2 separate regions of the Homo sapiens genome follow, and region 2 is linked to region 1. A link is an interaction called in ENCODE POLR2A ChIA-PET data of the cell type or tissue named here. Cell type or tissue: PC-9. All regions are shown on one strand. Links, peaks and the distances in the headings refer to the core of each region. The heading gives the core; the rest is flanking DNA. Region 1 overlaps GPATCH2 (G-patch domain containing 2). Region 2 has its middle 270 kb from the start of GPATCH2.

What was found. Peaks named below come from ENCODE experiments on the same cell type or tissue, not always from the same donor. Only the 100,000 strongest peaks of a DNase experiment are listed, where the experiment ranks them.
Region 2: POLR2A ChIA-PET joins it to region 1 with 6 read pairs; 2 of 35 experiments call an interaction of 5 or more read pairs at or near these places.

What each region holds. Positions count from the first base shown.
Region 1 is chr1:217,559,522-217,564,909 of GRCh38, forward strand. The region is part of intron 5 of GPATCH2 (G-patch domain containing 2); the gene reads right to left. Among named protein-coding and RNA genes, the nearest start is that of GPATCH2, 69 kb to the right of the region's middle. In PC-9, for the core only: no CTCF peak of the experiment used is centred there; DNase peaks (open chromatin) are centred at 2,880 and 3,180; H3K27ac peaks cover 551 bases.
Region 2 is chr1:217,362,553-217,367,940 of GRCh38, forward strand. No RefSeq gene overlaps it. Among named protein-coding and RNA genes, the nearest start is that of GPATCH2, 270 kb to the right of the region's middle. In PC-9, for the core only: no CTCF peak of the experiment used is centred there; no DNase peak of the experiment used is centred there.

The sequences.
Region 1 (5,388 bases), core at 251-5,250:
AAGGACTATCATTACCCTCATCTTATGGCATTACAAACATATAAGCTAGCTTAAGGAAATGGAAAAAAGGAAGGGTAGAAACACTGAAAAGCAGGCAAGGTGAAAGCAAAAGGGAGGGTGATCCCAAGAGAGCCCAAGCCTGGTTGAGAATGAATGAGAAAGAGAGCAGGTGAGCCTGAGAGACAGCAAGTGAGCCCCAGCCCAGTTCAGGGAGAAACCAGAGATTGAGCTGGGCTAAAGACAGACACCACAACAAGTGAGAGCCCAAAAATGCTTGAGAGAGACAGCCTATGAACCCATTAGCACACACAAGAAAGAGAGACAGAGATCAAGAGACACAAAAATCCAGAGGGAGAGAGAGAGAGAGAGAGAGAGAGAGGTCTATACCCCTCACTCTCCCACATCAGGCTATTCTAGGCTTGGTTCAAGCGATTCTCCTGCCTCAGCCTCCCAAGTAGCTGGGAGTACAGGCACACGCCACCATGCCTGGCTAATTTTTGTATTTTTAGTGGAGATGGGGTTTCACCATGTTGGCCAGGATGGTCTCGATCTCCTGACCTCAGCCACTGCCTTGGCCTCCCAAAGTGTTGGGATTACAGGTGTGAGCCACCATGCCCGGCCAGAATGCCTTTTATTCTTCCTCTCCACCTCATTTTCCTGGTTACTCGTGTTTGTTTTGCAAGGCTCAGCTTAAGAAGCTTGTACTCCAAGAGCCTTGCCTACATCCACCTTGTGAGTGCATGCTACTTGTCCTTCCTCGCTATACCCACAGTATCCTATTCCTTGTATGTTATCACAGCTCTGAGCAAATGGTTTTGGAAGTCACTGTTTGACTTTCTTCATCATTTAACTCCTCAGGGGTATTTGTTTTCCTCTTTGCTCATCAGTGTCTTGCAAATAGTGGGGCTCAATACATGTTGAATGAATGAAAAAACCCAGTTTTTCCATTTCTGCACAAACACTTTCCAAATATAATAAAATGCAGCAGCCAATTCTCACCTATATATACTTTCTTGAACACATTTTGCCTTAAGGTTATCAAATAAAACATTAAGTGAATATGCAAACTTCAAACATTCGGAATATAATGGCCCAACAATTATGAACCTCCAATTCTGTAGGTGCTTCATTTACAGCAGAATTTCTCAACCCCTGCATGATTGACATCTGGGGCCAGGTTAATTCTTTGCTGTGGGAGACTGGTGTGTACACAGGATGCTTAGCAGCATCCCAGGACTCTTCCAACTGGAAGTTAGTAGCATTCCCAACCCTGTTTTAACAACAAAGAATGACTGTCTGTCTCCCATGGCGGTTATATTTTCTTCAGGTACTAATCAGTTAAAGTTTTCATTTTTCACTTTCTCTGTGTAAGATGGCACTATTTTAAGATTTTAACTTTAAAAGTTGGCATAGACAGTGGTAAGTGTTATTTAATGGGGTAGGGAAGAAGGATGCTCAGTTAGTCCTAATTTCATTTGAAAAGGTAAGGGAATACTCAAAGTTTAAAAATAAACAGTTTTGATAATGTGAGTAATTCCATTCACTTCTGGAAAACAAACAGACAAACAAACAGACAAAAACAAAGAAAGAAAAGACCTCTATACTATTTGTGCATTATTTACACCTTCCTGAAATGCTGCAGTTTTCAAAGTCACTTCTGCAATACACTTGGTTTTTCCTTGAATGCAGAATCAAACCAGACATTTAAAATTACAACTCAACATGAGGGTCAATAACTGCATCTGCTACAAAACTTAATAAAATAATCATAAACACCATTGCTTTGCTGACAGGAGGAGCTCTGGTGTCACTAAAACTGAAGAAAAGGTTTATCTAAAAACATACGCACAGCAGTTACTGAGATAAAATCACACTTGGAGAATAAAAAACTGAAAAATAGGTGACACTTCAAGCAGCGAGAAGATGTATGATGACGTTTGTCATCGAGGTGTGTGTGTGTATTTAATGCATTTTAGGCAAGCCCACCATATTCAGTAGAAACTCCTTCTCTTTTTAACTGCACAAAATAATCCTGTTTATTCTTTTCAAACTTTGATTTGTGCCAAGTTCATTTTCAAAACGGTGTCTTCACACATCGGTATTTCCTCTTCTGCCAATGGTCTTTTCCCCACTTTCCTCTGAGATAAATGTGGTTATCTAGAGCCTGGCTCACTGAAAGTCTGAGTGACCTACAGACTTTCAGAAACCAGATCATCACCACTGTTTTCATCCCTTGACAAGTGCAAGAAGTAGAGGAGAAACATGGGGTACACAGCTCACAGACACTCTCCTCTGCAGGGTATGATTAGGTACCTGCCTTGCTTCTGAACGGACCCAAAGGATCTCTAACAGGCAATGGCAAGCCCTTAAGGATAGAAAAATTATTCTCTCTGGGGACTGGTTCTAGTTTGTGTTTTCTCAAGCAGGTATACTGGAATTTCAAGGAAGAATATCTCTCTTCAATCAGGCATGCCAAGTTCTGAACATACCTGAGCATACAACTTTTCTCCTTTCTACCACCAAAGCCCCGCAGTGCAAGAAAACTATCACCACACTAGTGCCCCAGCAGTCAAGATCAACCTTAGCAATTCCAAATGATCTGAAAAGTACTCCAGTGCTTGGGGAGGAGACAAGTGGCTTAGAAATACTACTGAAATTAACACGGAATGCCCCCCTCCCTTTTTTAAAACACAGCATTGGGTTTATTAACTTCATAAACAGGTGTAAACAGAGGTCTAGGAATAATGTTACATGGAGTAGAGCATATTATTTTGTAACTTTTTCGGCAGGAAAATTTTCCTAATAAAAATCTTGCTTGGAACCTTAAGGCTAAGTGAATTACTATGATGGCAGGCTGGATTCCTATCCTCTTACCCATGCCTTGGCACCTTCACTAGGCCTGAGGCAACTTATGGGAATCAAGGGCTTCATGGAACACAGTTGGAAAACTACTAGGACAGAGAAACACTGATCAAGAAAATATGGGGCTTGGTTTTAAGGATAGAAAGAGAAATTAACAAAGACGAGGGCAACAACAATGAACCTAGAGTGAAAAGATCCAGATGTGAACCACACTGTACATTTACCAGTGGTCTAATCTGAAACAAGTTTTCGGCTCACTGAGCTTCCATATTATCATTAATAAACTGGAGATAGACACATATGTTCAAACCACAGGGTTTGCTTAGTATCATGAGTCACTTACTAGCAATGTGATCCTGAATAACTCACTTAACATCTCTGCACTTTGGTTTCTTCATCTGTTAAAACGGGATAATACTCTCTAATTCATGCAGTTGTTGTAAAGGTTAACTAAGACACTTGGCACCCAAAAAAACAGTACAGATCAGCTATTCTTCCTACTCTTTTCTAGTAGTAAACTTTGAAAACTTTAACAGTACTATGAAATATTGGGCAACACACTATTTTTGTTCTATGAATAAACTTCTGTTGTTATTGCTATTGTTAATGACTTTGGACAAGTTTGCTAAGTTGCTATGGGGTTTCTATTCACTCCAAACTACACTTGGACTCCAAAGTACCCAGTTGTCTGATATTTATTCTCAAATTTAGACTATCCCACAAGTAAAGGTAATATCCGTTCCTACTAGCCTAGCTTAACATCCCTAGCTTGAATTCCTTTGCAGAATTTTGCATTAAGCCAGAAGATTCTCCAATGGAGCAACAATTTATCTTGTAGTTATACAGCCACTATTAGGTCTTTTCCTTGAAGTAATGAATTGCATCTAGTATATATTCAGGAACCTTAAAAACTACAAAAAATAGTTATACTGCTCAACCCTTCAAACTTCAAATAAATAAAAAATCATACTATATAAAATGCTGCCTCCTCATGGACTGAGCCAAAATTAATAAAACTGGTTCTATGGTAAACAAACATCTTTTTTTCTACTGAGACCTACCATGATAGTGAGACAGAAAAAACCTAGAGGTTAATGAGTTCAGTCCTATATATCCACAAGAAAGAAATCTAAGTAAGAATTTGATTGACATTGATAAAGAAATAAGGTACATTTTCCTATTATTTGATGCTGACATCCTATTTTCAATACCTAAAAAAGCTTAAACTTCCAGAAATTAAAACAGGAGAGAAATAATTTTTGACCCAACATAACTATAATGCTCTACAAAGTAAAAAGAAAACAAATATTGCTATCTCTAACTACAGTTATATAGACACGTCAGAAGAATGAAGAGAAAGTTTTAAAGAAGTATATGTAGGCCGGGCGCAGTGGCTCACGCCTATAATCCCAGCACTTTGGGTAGCCAAGGCGGGTGGATCACCTGAGGTAAGGAGTTCGAGACCAGCCTGACCAACATGGAGGAACCCCGTCTCTACTCAAAATACAAAATTAGCCAGGCGTGGTGGCGCATGCCTGTAATCCCAACTACTCAGGAGGCTGGGGCAGGACAATCACTTGAACCCGGGAGGCGGAGATAGTGGTGAGCTGAGATCGCGGCATTGCACTCCAGCCTGCGCAACAACAGCAAAACTCCGTCTCGAAAAAAAAAAAAAAAAAAAAAAAAAAGAAGTATGTATAAAAACGATAATTTATTCCAGAATAATTTGAAGACAGAAAGGAATGTTGTGAATTACTCAAAGAGTTCAAAAAGTTTCTTTAATATCTTACTCGAAGTCCGATAAAAATCATCACTGTAAAAAAGGGTAACGTTATTTGCAAATTGAGCAAGAGGACCAGATGATAGCCATATATAATCAGTTGTCACCTTGCAGCTCAATTAGCCCTCATGTAAAAACGAGGCATGTAAGGAGAAATGAGGTTTTGACATTATCTCTGCCAGCAAGATAATTACACAGCCTTCATTTAACAGTAGGGCAACACTACTGTAGCAACAAATTAACTCAGCTCCATTTGCAATTCATGGTGTGTTTTCTCATTTAATACCATTTGTCTTACCCCAAGTGAATGTTTCCATTAGTTTTCTCCGGCACGGCAAATACTCCGTTTGACTCCACACATTACATCACCGAGTCAAGGCTTACCTTCCAGCAACTCTTTGAAAACATACTCAAAATGCAACAGAATGTCCCATTTTTTTCCATTTCAGCTACAACTTTTTTTCTGGTTTATGGCCAAATAATACAGCAGGTGTATGTGTGTTGAACAACCAAGGACACGAAATTCCCCATGGCTACAATCTATTTCAGAAGTGTCTGCTTCTTTCATTAAGAAAAATCAAGAAAGAAACAAATATCAGTGAAATCCTAACTTGGGTACAACCATATATTAAGTTATTAATACATTTCCATAATGCATACTTTAGGAAAGACAAAAACGTGCTGCTGGCTCTAAGTGTTAAGTTTTTAGATATCATAGTCTAAAAAAAATGACTGCGATCTCATTT
Region 2 (5,388 bases), core at 109-5,108, 200 kb before region 1:
ACAAAAGTGAAATTAAGGTTAATGTCCCACCCAAAGCACCTTTGTCATCCACAGGCACCAACCCCTTATACATAATCCAGCTGATCTTGTCAGAGTCTTCCACAGTCCTAGCCTGGTGCCATAGCACATGTCCCTGACTGTGAGTGAAGGATTTAGGTAAAGAAATTTAAAATTCCCCCTAATGAGGAGTGAAATATCTTTACAGGTTTGACCCTTAAGTGTAGGCAATAATAACTAGCAAACTGATTTTTGTAACTCAAGAAAAGTTCCTTTGCTTAAAGAAAATGCTAACATTTCTGTCTGCTAAATTTCCACAACTGGGTGGGGTCGGAAAAGAAAGAAAACCAAGTAAGTATATCAATTATACATTATACTACATTATACACACACACACACACACACACACATAAATATATATATATAATATATATATTTATCATGTATCATACATAAGAGATGAATTGGCATTTTATTAATATATGAATATTAGGTATCTTTACACAAATTATCTATTTTGATCTTAATCAGAGACATTAAGAAGCATGACTAAAATCACAGAGCCACTGAGTGTTAAAGCCATTAGTTGAACAAAGCCAGCTATGTCAGACCCTGAAGGTTTAATTTAAAAACTTGTGCGTTGGTCCTGGGAGTAAGGCTTAGCTGCTGGAATGTGTTTACCTTAGCCTTTCCTGAGACAGCAGAATTCGTTTTCTGGCACACCTGAGGGTCAGTCCTGTGCCCTGACCTGGAGTGGCAGTTCTATGCAGTGATTAAAAGCATCAGAGTGACCTGATCTGATTCAAATCCCTGTTCTAGAAGATTAGCTGTATGTTCTCACACAAGTAACTCCGTAAATGTTAGTTGCCTTTTCTCTAAAGCACATAAAGAATGTGAAACACACTTCCTCCATTTGTCCTAGTCTAGTAGGAAGTTCTCAGATGGCCTCGAATGAGTCCTGCCTCCTGGTATTCAACGTTGGGGCAACTCCACCCCCGTGAGTGTGAGCTGGACCTAGTGATTCACTTCTAGCCAAAGCTATATGGGATGCCACTTCTGAGATTAATTTCCAAAAGCTGTGGCTTCCATCTCAGGTGTTCTTTCTCACTCTCTTGCATTCTCTCTGGAAGAAGTTCACTTATTCTAAGGGAAGCTAGCTGCCACCTTGTGAGCTGCCCTGTGGAGAGGCCCATGTGGTAAGGGGTTGATGTATACAGCGAACAGTTAGTAAGGATCTGAGGCCTGCCAACATCCACGTGAGTGAGCTTGGAAGCAGATCCTTTCCCAGTTGAGTCTTGAGAAGACTGCAGCCCAGCTGTTACCTTCAGTATAGCCTTGTGAAAGACCTGACCCGATCCCTTGATTGCAGCTTTCTGGAAAATCCTGGGCCAGAGGTATCTAGTAAGCAGTGCCATGATTCCTGACCACAGAAACTCATTGCTAAGAAAAGTTTGTTGTTTAAAGCTGCTACATTTGGAGGTAACTAGTTACACAGCAAAAAATAACTAACACACATGGGAATAAAAACAATATGGCATATAAAACATCTAGGACAATGTAGACCCCGGTGCACATCGAAATAGTCTGATAGTTTTCATTACTTTGAAACTTATTTTATAGAGGAAATAATGGAAGAGGAAGGCATGGATGCTGAAAGACAACCTTTATCTCCATCAAAATATTTCCTATAGCTTACTGTGACATTAGGCAGTCATATCTTTTCTTTTGACAGCTCACTACCCTATGGCCCCATAATTGGGGAAAGGAAAATTGACTCAACAATAATTATAATAATAAATGGCAAAATTCACTTGAGCTTTTGCCTATCAGTCAGATGTCACATTTGTCACTGGGCTTCCAGACATTGATGTGACCAGTGTCTTAGATCAATGGACAGATGACAAGAATATGAATGATCATAACAACAAATGTCAACTTTATTCCTTTAAATGCACTCAGTGTTCTGTAGATAACCCGAAAGGTCACATCGATAGTTGCCACCTGCTATGTCTCTCGTTCCAAACACTATCAGACAACATGGTGCTTCTGGAGCAGGGAAAGAAGTCAAATGCAGCAGCAGCCTGACATTTGATAATAGATCAGGGCACATCATTGTCCTGTTAAGTAAAGGCAATTCTCTGCCTTTGAAAGATGAACCCGTGCAGTCTCCCTGCTTCCCTCAGTCAGAGGGGCAACCATGTGCCTCCAGACAGGTGAGTTGCTTTTCTCTTTCAATTACAGGTATGAGTTCACTAGATATATTTTTCCTGAACTCAAAGCACCTATGATATTTTATTGTAGTAATTTCTCAGCAATGCAACTTCCCTGTAACTACTACCAAAGGCAAGCATCTAAGCTCATAATTTCCATACTATGTAATGGAGAAAAGTCTGAATTCGTGAAAAATCTAAATGTATTGTACACTTTAAAAGAAATGCAGTTTAATGCTTTTTAATACATATAGTAACTTCAACTAATTGCCAAAATAAGCTTTGCTTCCTCTGGCTTTAATGAACAGATTAGCAGCTCTAGCATTAGAAACACCATTTGCATAAAATTAATTTGCTAAAGCCCTTAAAAATAGTGTTCATAATGGCTTAAACATGCTCACTGCCTATTTATACTATTAATTTGCTAAGTAAACCTTTCTTTTTAAGTAGGACAAAAGTGAATCATCAGTCCAGCTAAAGTTGAAGTATCACAAAAACCTAAAATAAGTGAAGTCTAAGTTATTATGTTTTTCCCATACAAAGTTGGTAAAAATACACGCATAAAGTTAAGTCCAAATAAACTGATAGTGCAGATATTTTGTTAATCATTGAGGTAACAAGGAAAAGTAGATCTTTTTCAACCTGATTTGGCTCTCCTTTAGTTGAAAATGCCATTTTTTCTAGAACCACTTCTAATTAAAAATAAAATTCCACTTAAGCTGATTCATACTTAGTGGATAGTATCGGCAAGACGCCTATAGAACTGTGTTGGAAATTTTATTGAATGATGAAGTTTAAAGTAGAGGATTCCAAATATAAACTCGATCATATATTTTCTTCAATTAGCATGGAAATTCTTTGCCTATCCTCTTAAAAACTATGACTATATGGAGTAATTTGGCATTTAAATGCTGACAGTACTCTCAAAATTATCCACTGAATTCCAGGCAACCTCAATTAATACCTCAATATGATTTGTGAAAGATATTTGATAGATTAATTCTAAAATTCACCTGAAAGAAAGAAAATACCAAAAAATACCAAAAAAAAAAGCCATGAATATTTTTTAAGGAGTAGAATTCTTTGGGGTAAAGACAGTAGGTTCTCCTACCAAATTTCAGAATATTTTTAAAGTGCTTAATAGTTAAATCGCCGTGGTGTTGGTTCAGGAAAAAAATAGATCAATGAAACAGTAGAAAGAATTCAGAAACAAATCTATTTCAAAACACATTTATTTCAAAATAAAAGATATGAAAATTCCTTTTATAATAATGGTAGAATCTCAGGCCCATGGAGAAAAATGCATTAACAAATTGTGTTGGAAGATTACCCATTTTAAAAATAAAAGGTTAGATTGCTACCTCACACAATTCACAAAAATAAATTACAGATTGATTAGAGAGCCAAAGGTTAAAAATAAAAGTGTTGCAAATAAAGAGAAAAGAAATGTGTGAAAGATATTCTTAAATAAAACATAAAACATAAAAGCTAGCTGTGAAGGAAAAAAATGGATAAATTTGACAGAATCAAAAATTTAAAACTCTATGTTAAAAGAAATTATAGCAAATACCGAAAGCTGAAAAAAACATTTGCAATGATGCAGAATAAAGAGTAATAATATTTGAAATATGTAAAGAACACCTATGAATAAATAAAAACAAACTAAATTGAAAAGGAAAGGAATAGACAACTTCCAGAAAAGAAAACTGCAAAGAACATAGTCACATGAAAATATGCTCAACTTCACCAGGAGTCAGGGAAATAATTAAAAATAAAACAATCATTAAATACCATTTCTTCCACTTGTTAAATTGTCAAAAATCAATATGTGATGGAAAATGTATGGACAAAGTTTATTTATTACCAGTTAGTGGAAACAAATCAGTTTTTTTTTTTTTGGAGGGCAAATTGACAGCATCTATTCAAATTACATTTTAATAAACCTTCAAGAATTCCAACTCTAGATATTTGCCCTAGAGCAACACTCATACATGACCCTGAGTACTATGTATGAGGTTGTCTGTTGCAGCACTGTTTATAATAACAAGATATTGGAAATAACTAAATATCAGTAGAAGAATAAGTACATAAATTATGGCTCATCTGGGAGTTTTTGTTGACATATGCAATATTGTAATTCAAGAAAATTCATTGGAATGTTACTTATAGAAAAAGACTGGAAACACTATATACGCCCATTAATTGGGAGGTAGTAGAATACATTTTGGAATATTCATATGAAAAGATTATACAGTTGTATGAAAGAATGAGATGTATCCATATATGCCAAAATGAAAAAGTTACAAGATACATTTTTTTTTTTTTTGAGTCTCTGTCGCCCAGGCTGGAGTGCAGTGGCACCATCTCGGCTCACTGCAACCTCCACCTCATGGGTTCAAGCGATTCTCCTGCCTCAGCCTTCCAAGTAGCTGGGATTACAGGCACCCGCCACCATGCCCAGCTAATTTTGTTTTTATTTTTAGTACAGACGGGGTTTCGCCATCTTGGCCAGGCTGGTCTCGAACTCCTGACTTTCGTGATCTACCCACCTCGGCCTCCCTAAGTGCTGGGATTACAGGCCTGAGCCACTGTGCCTGGCCACAAGATACATTGTTAATTAAAGAATGACATTTCAGAAGGGTGTGGTGTATACTTACAATTTTCAAAAGAATTATATATATTTTATGTACATATGATAGACCTACATACACGTATACACACAGAAATATGTTTAACACAAAAGGAAGTATACCATAGATACATTACATATAAAACATATCATATGTATTATAGATGTATGCATGTATACATATTTTTTGATTATATATTCATAGAATGCCTTTGAAATATAGGGAACTAATATGGAAGTGTATAAGGCAACTGAGGGTCTGGAGTAAGAAGAAGTCTAGGCTTACTTTCTGTCATATTTTTTTACTTTGAATTTTTCTTATATTTGTATATTAGTTTTCAAATAAAATTCTTCACAAATAAAAACATAATACCATCAGCCTCATAAATAAAACTTATGTAGTTAAAAAGAATAGGAGAAATATGTATGTAGTGACAGAAATATATTCATGATATATGGTTAACAGTTAAAAGTATATTGAGTAACAATGCATCCAGTTCAATAACATTGATGTTAAAAGAAAGAAACAGACAGGTATGTGTGTATGTTTGT